3 separate regions of the Homo sapiens genome follow, and all the other regions are linked to region 1. The links are chromatin contacts, found by Hi-C or POLR2A ChIA-PET in ENCODE. All regions are on one chromosome and are shown on one strand. The core of a region is the stretch at or near the end of the contact, and the rest is flanking DNA. Distances in the headings are between cores, read along the strand shown. Region 1 overlaps SEPTIN11 (septin 11). Region 2 holds the start of NUP54 (nucleoporin 54). Region 3 overlaps LOC105377296 (a long non-coding RNA gene).

Region 1 (4,255 bases), core at 618-3,117:
TTGGACAGTGAAGACTTGAAGTCATCAGTATCATGTTAGCTTTTCTCCTCTGTGCCCTGATGTATACCTCTAACATTTGCTGGTCACCCACCACACTCTTTTCGGCCAAATTTTTCCCACTCTGCCCTTTGGACATAACTACAACCAGTCTACTACCAGCTGGTTTCCATCCCTAAGCCCTGAAATCCAATGACTAACTTTGATATTTCTCTTAACGCTGCCCTCATTCGACTTCACCAAAATTTGTAAGCGCCTTGTTGTTTCAACAGAAGTCATACTCTCCAACCTTCTCATTTTCAGATAAGGAAACAGGTACAATGGCTACTTGACTAGTGTTCTTTATGCATGGGCCAGGTGGAGACAGAGTGAGGCGCGGGAGAACCCAGGACCCTGGTGCCTGGCCCACCTTCCCTCCATTACACTTAGGCCCGCTTTGCAGATAAGAACTCACATTGGTTGTGGATGAAGCCGAATCTAAAAGGCCTGGAAATACCATGCTGCATTCGTTCTCGTTCTTCCACCTAGACCTGCAGCCCCCTTTCTGTCTCTACAGCCTACCCAGGTTTACCTGGGACTAGAGTTTCACCTTCATTCCATCAGAAATTAAATTTCTCATATGCCCTTAGGAAAAACGCTGTTGAAAAGCAGTCCCCAGAAACAGGTATCCGAAGTGAACAGAGCCCCAGAGCTGCTTACAACCCCAGATAGGGGGAGGAGGGGAATCACTAGCAAAACAGCATTTCAGCAAACAACCACCAAGTGTGAAAATCCAAAAACTGTACAAAGCTAGAGCACTTTTTTCTTAGAGACAGAATGTTTTTCTAAAAGTCTGTGTAAACTCTTGAGAAGTTAAATCTAACTGGATGCCAAGAATTAACAACAACAAAAAAGACATTTTCTTCAGTTTCCAAAGACCACAGTCTCTCTCTGAGCACAAGTGACTAATGCCTGTAACAGCCGAACATTACAAAGTGCTGACCAGCAGAAAGTCTGTTTGGGAATGACAAGGTCCACGTGTGCATTCCAGGGACGCTTACAGATTCTGCAGTACTCCAAGGAAGACAGGGTGGGAGGGAAGCAATGTGACAAATAGGCAAGAAGTATTTATAAAGGCACGACCCAATTAGAAACAGATGTTGCAGCTGCTCTTTCGCACTGGCCCACATCAGAGATGATGAAAAGCCCGTCACCCAGCAGCCACCTAGGAACACTAATGAGCAAAGCAAGCGGGGAAGTGGGGAAGAGGTCATAAACCATTTCAAAACCCTCTTGCTGTCCAGTGGGTCCCAAACAACCCAGTTCCATTTAAGACATATCACGTCTCTTGCAGAGCATAAAACCACCCACTTGTCTCACTGTTGTTTATTTGGGTCATTTTTGTCCCTCCTGCCCTGTCTTTATCCTATGGAATATCTTCAAAACAGTGACGAATAGGAGGTCAAATAGAATTAAGAGGCTCAAAGCAGTTGGAAGTTTTTTCCTCAACTTTTTATGTCCTGTGCTACTCATATTCACACATCTATTCCTCAGTATTTCCTGTTTGAGAAATATTGTGGCTCAGTTCATCTATTTCTATTCACTGAATGCATTCATCAGCAAATAATGAAATATGGATGGGACGCTTCCTTCCCGATGCCACCATTTCTATCACCGGATATAAATTAGCCACTTCCTTTCTGAAAGATACCATATATTTCTGTGCCTTTCTGAAAAGGCAGGGGATTTTCAGTTACAGTAATGGCCATGTGATGGCAGTCTCTGTGAGAGAAGAAAAAAAAAAAATCCAATCCAGTTCCAAGCAAGTCATGAACAAAAGCACCAGGGCTGTTTCCCCTAGTCACAACCTGGCTGCTTTCTCCTCCCAAGGCATGTTCAGTTCCTAATCCAGGCTGACCTAGAACATCTGAGTCCAGTGACACATTTCCAGCACCTGAAAATTGAGGAATTATACCAGAAATGACCAAAACCATGATACATATTGAGGAAATAAACATACCAATTAACATCTGGTCTTGCTCTACAAATATTACTAAACAATTATGGCCAAAATCCTCAAGTCTTCCTAAGAGTTCTTTTTTTCTTTTCTTTTTTTCCCTGAAATGGAGTCTTGCTCTGTCGCCTAGGCTGGAGTGCAATAGCGCGATCTCGGCTCAATGCAACCTCCGCCTCCAGGGTTCAAGCAATTCTCCTGCCTCAGCTTCCGAGTAGCTGGGATTACAGGCACCTGCCACCACGCCCAGCTAATTTTTGTATTTTTAGTAGACACGGGGTTTCACCACGTTGGCCAGGCTGGTTTTGAACTCCTGACCTTGTGATCTGCCTGCCTCGGCCTCCCAAAGTGCTGGGATTACGGGCATGAGCCACCACACCTGGCCTCTAAGAGTTCTACTGTGTCTTAATCTCAACCCTGGATAAAACAATATCAGGATGGAATAGGGGTTGTTTACATAAATGTGGGGCATGTGCTAGTTTTCTACTGCCATATAACAAATTATCACAAATTTAGTGGCTTGAAACAACATCCATTTATTAGCAGTCAGTTTCATAGGTCACAACTTTGGGCATGGTGTAGCTGGACTTTCTGCCTGGGTTATCACACGGCTGAAATCAAAGTGTGGGCCAAGCTAAGGAGGTTGTCCTCTCAAGGCTCTGGGGAAATACCCTCTTCCAAGCTCATTCCAGATGTGGGCAGACTCAATTCCTTGCAGCTGTAGGACTGAGGGCCTTCTCTCCTTACTCGCTGTCAGAGGCTGCACTCAGCTCCAAAAAGTCACTGACGGTTCCAAGCCACGAGGTCACCTCTGTCTTCAAAGTCAGCAATGAAAAATCTCCCTGTGTCCCTCTCACATGTCAAATATCCTTCTTCAGGAACAGTCTGGTCCCTTTTAAGGGACTGCTTAATGAGGTAAGGTCCACCCAGGTCAATCTCCATTTCTAAACGACAGCTGTGCCATAACCTACCTGTGGGAGTGATATTCACAAGTTCTGGGGATTATGCAGAGCGTGTACACCAGGGGGCTGGGATCTTGGGGCCATTTTCGGATTCTGCCTACCAAAGTATACATTATTTCAACATCCCTATTTCTCCTGTGTAACTTTAGGATAAGATATAATAATGAATATTGGCATTTCCCCAGCTAAAAAAAAAACAAAAACAAAAAACAACAAAAAAAACACACAACTGTCTCCAGGAGAAAAAAGATAGATATTAGTAAAAGCATGGTAAACTAGATCCCTCTCAGGCTACCAAGGCAAACCTTTTACACTGAATCTGATAAGGGCAGCTAACCACAAACTAGCTAGCCTTTGGAGGAAGCCTTCCAAAAATGAAAGTAAACTGCAAATGTTTAGGTGTTGTGTTTGTAACAAGAATTCTAGGAAATACAAAAGATTCTTAAGGAATTTGAGTCTTATTAGGGAGATAAGTTATTGAGGTAAAATGGAAGATGATTTTGAAATGTTTCATGATGAAATATACTACAAAGATTACAGGGTTAGACAATGGAGATGAATGTGGACCAGAGCAAAAATGTAAAACTCTCTTAAAGCAGGTCAGTTTTGCCCTAGGTTATGGTAAGATGAAATAAGATCTGGGCCGGGGGTGGTGGCTTATGCCTGTAATCCCAACACTTTGGGAGGCTGAGGCAGGCAATCACTAGAGGCCAGGAGTTTGACACCAGCCTGGCCAACATGGTGAAACCCCGTATCTACTAAAAATACAAAAATTAGCCAGGCATGGTGGCACCCGCCTGTAATCCCAGCTACTAAGGAGGCTGAGGTGGGAGAATCGCTTCAACCCAGGAGGCGGAGGTTACAATGAGCCAAGATCACACCACTGCACTCCAGTCTGGGCAACAGCAAGACTCCATCTCAATCAAAAAAAAAAAAAAGATTTGAATAGTTGCAGAAAGGGAATGGAGATGGATGGAAAGAAAGAGGTAGAATCTATCAAGGAAGGCAGCAGGAAAAGGAAAGAGGCCCAAAGGGCAGGGAAATCAATGAACTAGGAAAACTAAGAGTAGAGGATGTAAGACTTTAAAACTGATTCTTTTTCAGTTTACTGGAAATAGTCCTTAAATGGGGAGCATTATGCCCAGGATGTGCTACTAAGTATTCGAGTGTCACTTGGGGGAGAGATCTAGAAACAATCACTGAGCAGCCACGTCATGAAAGACTTTTCTGTTTCCCACTCCCTAGTGTACTTACAAACATATCTTCCCACCAGACCAGCACACCAAGGGATCATGAGTATAGA
Region 2 (4,255 bases), core at 973-3,472, 840 kb after region 1:
TTTAATCACTGTAGAGAAGAATCCTCCATTATTTTTCTAGAGTGGGGAAGAAGCATTCACTTGGCTGCACGAGGTCAGAAGAGGATTTGGGGAGCTCTAACTGCTTCTTAAATAGACTTTCAACCAGTTCCTCTCATTTTAACTTCCCTTTACCCCAACTTATGAAGATACGTGATATCTCCAATTCCTGAGCTTCTGGCAGATTCCATAAATTAATCATTGGTTTTCCTTTCTGCTAGACTGGGAGGGCTGTTTGTTTTTTTAAGGTAAGCTGAGTACTTAGCCATTAGACAATGTGCTAAATCAGGGGTGTCCAATCTTTTGGCTTCCCTGGGCCACGCTGGAAGAAGAAGAATGGTTGTTTGTTTTTTTAAGGTAAGCTAAGTACTTAAGCGTTAGGCTATGTGCTAAATCAGGGGTGTCCAATCTTTTGGCTTCCTTGGGCCACACTGGAAGAAGAAGAATTGTCTTGGGCCACACATAAAATACACTAACAATAGCTGATGAGCTTTAAAAAAAATCGCAAAAAACCTCACAATGTTTCAATAAAGTTTACGAATTTGTGTTGGGCTGCATTCAAAGCCATCCTAAGCCATGAGCCACATGTGGCCTGTGGGCCGCAGCTGGACAAACTGCTGGTAAATCAAAGCTCCTTAACATGCTAAGGAAGGTCTTTCAAGATCTGGTTTCCACCTATCTGTCATTCATTCATTATTTATTTCCCCCTGTTATATGCCAGGCACTTGTGATGGGCATGGAACAAGAGGGACATGGTTCTTGCACTTATGGAATATATACTATTGTAAGGAAAAATTAGATTGATAAATTATCTGTGACAAACAGTGAAAGAAGGCAGGGCAGTGGGTATGAGAGCATACTCAGTTTGTAGGAGTCAGACACGGGTCCACCATTCACCAACTTGCCCAAGCCAGAAAGCAGGAGGTTGTCCTTGAATCCTTACTTCCCACGTCCAAATACTACGAGTCTCATATATGCTATTTCTTAAGTATCTCTCAAATTTATTCTCCTAATTCCACTGCCAGATGTAATCCAAGTCATTATCATCTCCTACCTGTGCAACTACAACAGACTCCTAAAAGCTCTATCTTCCTCAGGCATTCTGGCTCCTTCCAATCCATTCTCCTTATGGCAGCCAGAGGGATCTTCTAAAAACAAAATTCTAGTCATACTAGTCCTCTGCCTAAAACCCCTTAAAGGTTTCCCATTACCCTCAAGAAATAGTCTGAAATCCTTACCATAATTTACAAGGCAATATAATATAATGGTAATTTTTACAAATTGGGACTCTGGAGTGGAGAAACATGAGTCCAAAACCAGACTCCAGAACCTACCTGCAAGGTGACTTTGGGCAAGCTGCTTAACAACTCCAAACCTCAATTCTCTCATCTCACCTGCAAAATACAGTTACAGAATCTTCTCTATTTATTTATTCTGAGGATTAAATTATATTACAAGTACAACAGAGGGGGCCCACTCTTCCCCTCTTTTTCAGTGCTCCCCTTAGAGCTGTGGTTAGGAGTATTTACTCTGTAAACAGCCTGACCCTTTGGTACCTGTTTCCTCTTTTATAAATTGGAGATAGCAGCAACCCACCTCATAAGATAGCTGATTAAATTATGTAAAATGTCTAGAAGAGTGCCTGGCACATAGTAAACGCAACGTGTTTGCTACAATTCCATTCGCTTTCATTTCTTCCAACGTGCATCCTCTTTACTGCTTCTGCTCCGTCTACTCATCCTTCAGCACTGGGTTCAAATACCACCTCCTCGTGGGTGTTGGGGGGGTTCTCAACCCCAGCCCTGCTGCCCGACCTCCCAGGCCCGCTAGTTGATGAGGCAGCAACTTCAACCCTACCACATACAAATTCTAGCTGTCTACCGCGTATCCCTACAGTAACAACTTCAGCCTCTGCACACCTTTCCCAAAGAACCTCCCTACGGCAGTTTTTAAAGGACTCTCAGGCGGCACACCCTCGCGAGCGTCCCAGCATTTTACCTTAACAGTGACACCCCACAGCATGTGAAGCCCACCGGAAGTGAGCTGGCTGGGGGCGTTCCCTCACAACCACCCACCTCCTACGCCCTTGGCGCCTTCCGGCCTCTTAGGCTAGGTCAGAAAGGAGGCGGAACTCGGTGATCTGACTGGCGGTTTCCCGGCCGGACTGAGAAGGGGAGCGCGCTGCGCGTCGCAGGAGTAACCTACTTGGTCTCCTGCTTTCGCGACATGGCCTTCAATTTTGGGGCTCCCTCGGGCACCTCCGGTACCGCTGCAGCCACCGCGGCCCCCGCGGGTGAGTGATCCCCCTAGACCTTCACCCGGGAAGAAGGGGAAGGGTCTGGTCCGCCCCCTCTGTCCGAGACTCTCCGACCTGGGGATCCTGGAATCTCCCGCCGACGCGGAGACTTTAGAGGCATTGGAAAAGGGCGGGCGGCGGCAGAGTGGGCCGAGGCGGCACCCGAGGAGGCCACGGGGGTACTCGGGGTCCCACTAGAAGCTCGCTTGCCGCGCGTGAGTTTCCACAGGGCCCTGGCTTGAGCGGTTCGCTTCCCGCTGCCGGGGAGTCCTACTCAGAGAAATTGGAGGTTGCTTCCCTCTCCCCTTGCCCGAGAACCTCCCTCCCCTCTGCACCTCAGCCTCCTGGATGGGCGGGAACGCTTGCGTGGTTCCCGCTGCCGGACTCGGCGAGGATAGGGCTGGGGATCCACCGGCACTGCCCATTGACTCCCTTAGTTCCACCCCCGGCCCCCTGTGGTCCTCGCTGTGGGGTTTATCCGTCATGCTTCTTCCATCTGCCCCACCCCACCCCCACTCTGCTTTCTTAAACTGTTTGGAGCAAAACCAGGTTTGTTCACTTCTGTGAAACCTCCTGCTGATTCTTCTAATCCTTATCTTGCTTTCTTTTCTTTTTCCCTCTCCCCCTTTTTAAAATTTTGTTTCTTTGCCTACACGCCTATCAGGATTTGGTGGGCTTGAGACTGCCAACTCCACCGCCAGTGGGTTTAATTTTGGGGGTTTCGGATTAACTGCTAATCCTGCAGTGAACTTTAATATTGGGAATTTCGGTGTTTCTACTACCTCGGCGACTCCGTTCAATTTTGGTAACAGTCTGGCAAGTGCAGGTAGATACTGCGGGTTGTATGTGTAACCAGTGTTGGGAGCTGGAGTCCAAGAATATTGTGGTTCCTGGAGTTTGGGAAAGAACAGTTACTTGTCTAATAGGGAAAGGAAATTTATTTCCTTATCTCGAATCAAAAACATCTGTATCAAGTTTTTACTGCCTTAAAAGATGTGGTTTAGGAAAGTTTTGCAAGTTACAGTGTTCCTTTATTAAATGTGCACTTATCTTCCAAATGATAAGCATTTGGATTATAATTTTGAATAGATCTTTAAAATTATTAGGTAGGACTTCCAAAGTATAAACTCACCACCAGTCAAGCCCATCCTGGGATTCTTGGACTCCTGCAGTCATTTTTCATTTTTTCTGCATCTTTCATTGAGATTTCATTTTATTGTCCTTGTGTTTCCAAAGAGAAACAAGTCTTATACGAACAGCAGTAACCTGTTTTGTTTTTTAACTTGTGTTATAATGATAATAATGTATTTCTTTGGTCAACTCAGCAGATTAGGATACTATAAGATGTGTAATTTCTATAAGATTTGTAATTATAGAAAGAATCCCCAGTTCTTTGCTGGAATTTTGGGAAATGCTCAAAGAGAGCAGTTTAGTTTTATGTGATATAGCATCGAATTCTAAAAGGTAAGCTAGACGTCTTTGCATTCAAAAAGATAATTATGAAGATTTTCATATGCACGTGGGTTGTTTGCAGCTCATTAGAAATTTTGCAAAACAATAATGATATATACATTTAAAATAGGTTTATGGGTACTTTACATAGTGACACTGTAGAAAAAAACTTGTTCTTCAGCTGCTCGTATATGAATTTATCGTCCATAGTCTCTTACGTTATGCCTCTTGTGCCCATGCCAATTATATGCATTTGATAAACATTATTTACTCCCTAAAAGTTAATTGGGAAGTTTGTTATTTTGTTCATTCACTGGTTACTGCAATGTGATTATCACCCTAGCATCTGAGTTGAAAACAGTTCGAAGAATATTTGAAAACTTCAAAGACAAGATGATGCATTTTAATTAAGATGTATTCGAAGTAATCACATATCACTGTCCTTTGATGTGTTTACTTTTCCTTGTTTGCTTAAAATTGGCACTGGGT
Region 3 (4,255 bases), core at 674-3,173, 600 kb before region 1:
AGAAATCTAGACAGAGTGAAAATAGAAGTGGCTAAGAGGAAACTGCTTCAACCATGGGGGTAATTTTCATTTCTGGTAGTCATAAAAGGAAATTTTCTATCCTAGTCTTCCTGAGTTTGATTCACCTCCATTACTACATGTAGTGGTTTTAATAGTAGTGAGCAGTGATTGCTATGGGAGAGTTCAGCTTTGTTCTCGTTTATCTATGCTTGAGAAGGGAGGGTTGGAAGTGGTCAGAGCCCAAGAAATTAATCCAGGAAAAGAACCAGAGAAAGAGGATCTGTGAGATGGATCAAGAGAATGAAGATAGAGCCAGATTCATGTCTCAGGCTAGAGAGAACTGAGTATCCAAAAGACAGAATATTAGCTAGGTAGGTAGTTGTGGAGAGAAGCTCCACTGTTGACAAATACACATGCCAAGGACAAATAAGAAAAAATTACATATTTAAAAATAATTCTTCTGCTGTGCTCTCTTAGCAGGCTCCAAGCATTGTCAGTGATGTGCTACAAAGAGGAACAACTAAGCTGACACAGATATGAAGGCAGCAATGACACTGAACTGCCAGAATAGTGATCCTCAAAGGTGGACAGGTGTCACACCTGAATCCCTGGGGGTCAGGACCAATCAACTTCCCCGCCTACCCCAACCGTGGCCACTCTTTCTAGTCATAGTTTATCTTATGCCTCAGGGGCAGTAATGGGGTTAAGAAATGGTAGAAAGTATGTACCCAAATTCTCAATCACATTTGATTGTTCACTAGAACTTTTTCTAAGAAGACTAAATGGTGAGAACGGGGGGATGGCCCTCCAGGAAAATTCAGGTAGGTGTCATAATATTTAATGAAAGAGGCATTTCCTTTTTTAATCCTTTGTAGGGTCAGAAAAGAAAAAAATTCAAGATATGCAAAGGAAGCCAGATCAAAATCCCCTTGGCCATGGATACTGGTGCCCTACATCAGCACCCTTCAAGAGTGTGGATGAGGCTGAGTAGGTGGGAACCTGCATCCCTTGAAAGAAGCAGGCAAGGACAGGGTAGTGACAAGTGCTGGTCACTTGTGAGGGCTGCCTCCCCATCCAGTTCCCTCTGCAGCCAGGAGCAGGAGTTGTTTCTGGCTCAAGCCAGCCCCCATGGCCGCCATTCCCTTATATGACCCTGCTTCGCAGGGTAACGTACCAGACAGTTTCACGCTCGTTATCCTTGCAACGGATTACTCGGTGAGGAGCATCAGAGAACTGAAAAGACAGACTGACTTCGACTTGAATCCTGGCTCTTCCTCTTACTAGTTTCATGGCCTTGGGTATGTTACTTGTTTTCCTGGAGCTTTGTTTTAATAATCTTTGAAATGGTAGTCAATGGAGAATTAAATGAGATAAAACAGGTAAAATATTTGGTACTGTACCTGGCATACAGTGGAAGTTGAATCATGATGAATATCAGTTTTTGTGAAGGATCCAATTAAGCAATTCTGTCTCTCCCTCCTATGAGCCACCATTGTACCAAGTACCACCTCCAGTATTGTATCTACCCCTAAGGATCACCATTGTTTATTTTTGCACGTGTCTCCTTAGCTGGACTGTGAGCTTCCTGCAGAAAGAGAGCAAACCTTACAGCTTCGTATTCCTTAAACTGTAACCAGCACATAGTATATAACCAGTGAAAGTTCGTCATATCCCCCTGGCTCCTCTGCTGACTGAATGCACAAGTGAATGAACAAAGGGGATGGTGGTGGGGAGAAATGAAACTAGAGATCTTCAGTTAACCAAAGGGAATGTTCCAACAGAGCCCACTTTTCTTGTTTTGACTGGTTCGGCAAGTAAGACATCAGACTTACCGGATATTGTTCAGAGCACTGTTGACTAACTTGTTGACAAGGGATGTCTGGGCTGCATTATAGCCAGACAGGGAAGGCTGTTCAAGTTTCAATACTAGGTTCCTGAGTTAGGAGTGACTAAGCAGCAGCCGCCCCATACTGCCAAGCTACCGTGTGGTTTCACACCATCTGTCACTTGCTGAAGAGGACGGAGTCCCCCCTAGAACTTCCCTTATTTCACTACCACCTACTGCAGCTGGGTCTGCAGTTTGTAGGCAGGAGATGTGGGGGTCAAACTATACTTCATTTGTGCCCAATTTTCAATTGCTATCTAGACTCTTTTCCTCTCTGGACTTTAACCTTTGCTATAAAATTTCCCTAGAGCTTCAAAATTGTACCCCGAAGTGCCCCTGACTAACATCAAGCATATATGAAGATAATGTCTCAGTACTCTATTTACAGATGGAAAAATGAGTTATTCCACTGAAGCCAGGAAAATCCATGCTGGCACCCTAGCAGTCCATCAGAAAGTCGTTATTTCTCCACTGTCAGAGATCCTGTCCTGAATATGCAGCCTAGCACAGCATGTTATGGAGGTAATACCCATGTCCTTTGCCCAAGGCGCTTGCTCTTACTTGTCCTCGTGGGCACAGTGGAATTCTAAATCATCGATGCATACTGCCTGTTTTGTTAGGTCCCTTTAAGTTCATATTCAGCTGACCTGGCAAGAGATATGCAGTAAACTTTGCTCAAAAACGTTAGGACCGGAGATATAGCAAACTTCAGCAAAGATGGAAAGAACCATCCTGCCAACATACCGATTTTAAGAACAGCACTCTCTCACCAAATTCAATTATCTTGTTACTCAAAAATATTTTTTACATGTGATTTCATTGTGTCCCTTTGAGAACAGGGAGAACAAGTAGCTTATCTAGGATGGCATTGGTCCAGGCCTCTTATTCACAAAATATGTCAAATTTAGACTTTCACCTTAACTTCAAACGAGGTTATGCATATGGTCACTGAGATTCAGGATAAATGTGAAAAGGACTTTTTTCTCATGCAACTATACAATTACCCCATTATAAAACTGCACAGCCTGAATTAATTTTTACAAGTCATCACACAATTATGTTGCATTGTTTATAGTGTTTCACAAGTGTTAATTTATTAAATGTAAACACTCAAAATATACTATATTTTTGCAAGCCTGTTTTGACAGTTCCTCAATCAATGTACTGGGGCTCAACCTCTGGGAAGTGCTAGGTCTGAATTATCTTTGTGATGGTAAATTCCAAGTCCACAGGAGAACCAGCAAGTGTAGATTTCATCCCTCATGATGAGGCCTGCCGCGTGCCCTATGGAAGCAGAAAGATGATCACTCAGCTGCTTTGGGGCCTATTATAGCTTCTCAAATATTTTGAAGTACCCAAAGCATAGATAACCAGGTGTTTTACCACAAAAGTCTAGTTCTAAGAAAATATTCTTCAAGAGACTATGGTGACCTATCATTAGTCATTGATTAGGTTTAAAAAGCCATCACTTTAGTGTCCACTGGGTGACACAGCGTCTCTCTGAGACTGGTGTAGGAAAGGAAAGGAGTGGCAGCTCTGAAGCAAGCACAGAGCTAACGGCAGCTTTCACCCATCAGCAGGTCAAAGGCTTTGTTACCCAGACTGCTAGTTCTCGTTTTTGTGCATGTTATGAGAAAGACTCACACGATGTGGCTGAGGACGTTTAGGAATCAGTAGTGCAGCTTTCTGGACAGTAAATGGCAGCCAATGACATCAGCCGCAACCTGCTCTGCAGACCTTGAGATTTAATCATGATTTAAATAAACATCGTTTGCAATAATTTTTCATTAAATTAAAATTCCTGATTCACATTAACCAAGTCCCCCTGCTCCTGTGCATCCATACCTGAAGAGAGGTTTTAAATAACCAGAATGCTAAGATCAAGATTTTTATTGAATAAAGAAGCCTTTCTCCCAATTTTTAAAGCCAGGTTTCAGAAAACAGCTTTGATAAAGCCTGTTTCCAGTGGCCTGATGGGATTCCAGGATGCAGTCATGCTGTAAGATGGTGGCCAGACGTGTGTGATTTGGAGCTCTACTTCAGGAAAGCTTGCAAGTAGTCATGAGCTCATGGCAACATGATGTGCTCAGCCAGCCATGAGCACACTTCATTTGAAGTCTTTAAAGAAGAAAAAATCTTTAGAGCATATATTGGGCTCTAGACAAGTGTAAGTCATATTTGTCATGAAAGTGGCCTTAGGGTTGGGGTAATTGAATCTTATATTCTTGGATTGTGATGCCTAGTATTTCTCCTTCCTTTTGCCATTAGTGAAAAAAACCTAGAGGAGAAAAAGCAGATTGGCATTCCCAACTTTTCTCCCAGCACTCGCCTGAGGGGCAGAAGCCCTTGACTGGACTTTCCAGCTTTTTT

What was found. Hi-C counts contacts between places; a loop is a spot of excess contacts on that map. ChIA-PET counts read pairs that join two places held with the same protein, here RNA polymerase II (POLR2A). Pooled maps may share reads with other maps.
Region 2: a loop to region 1 is called in a pooled map, with 4 times the contacts of the local background. The contact joins the promoter of NUP54 here to the enhancer-like site in region 1. A Hi-C loop is called at or near these places in 6 of 50 pooled maps.
Region 3: a pooled map shows a loop between it and region 1 (4-fold over the local background). The contact joins two enhancer-like sites. A Hi-C loop is called at or near these places in 3 of 37 single-sample maps with no recorded cell type and 6 of 50 pooled maps. POLR2A ChIA-PET finds 5 or more read pairs at or near these places in 2 of 52 experiments (activated T-cell and activated naive CD4-positive, alpha-beta T cell).

Annotation. Positions count from the first base shown.
Region 1 is chr4:76,981,848-76,986,102 of GRCh38, reverse strand. The region is part of intron 1 of SEPTIN11 (septin 11); the gene reads right to left. Among named protein-coding and RNA genes, the nearest start is that of SEPTIN11, 34 kb to the right of the region's middle. Within about 2 kb of position 1,867, at least 20 of the 41 ENCODE cell types and tissues checked have a DNase peak (open chromatin) inside an H3K27ac peak, as active enhancers do.
Region 2 is chr4:76,146,364-76,150,618 of GRCh38, reverse strand. NUP54 (nucleoporin 54) reads left to right here and starts at 2,222. Exons shown (of 12, transcript NM_017426.4): 1 at 2,222-2,311. The coding sequence starts at 2,245. It overlaps LOC124900718 (a long non-coding RNA gene), which reads right to left and starts at 2,070. Exons shown (of 2, transcript XR_007058144.1): 1 at 2,017-2,070; 2 at 1-1,412. RefSeq lists an enhancer at 2,113-2,272.
Region 3 is chr4:77,584,744-77,588,998 of GRCh38, reverse strand. It overlaps LOC105377296 (a long non-coding RNA gene), which reads left to right. Exons shown (of 7, transcript XR_938912.3): 4 at 478-1,298; 5 at 2,274-2,407. It also overlaps a transcript of CXCL13 not described here. Among named protein-coding and RNA genes, the nearest start is that of CXCL13, 19 kb to the left of the region's middle. Within about 2 kb of position 1,923, at least 3 of the 41 ENCODE cell types and tissues checked have a DNase peak (open chromatin) inside an H3K27ac peak, as active enhancers do.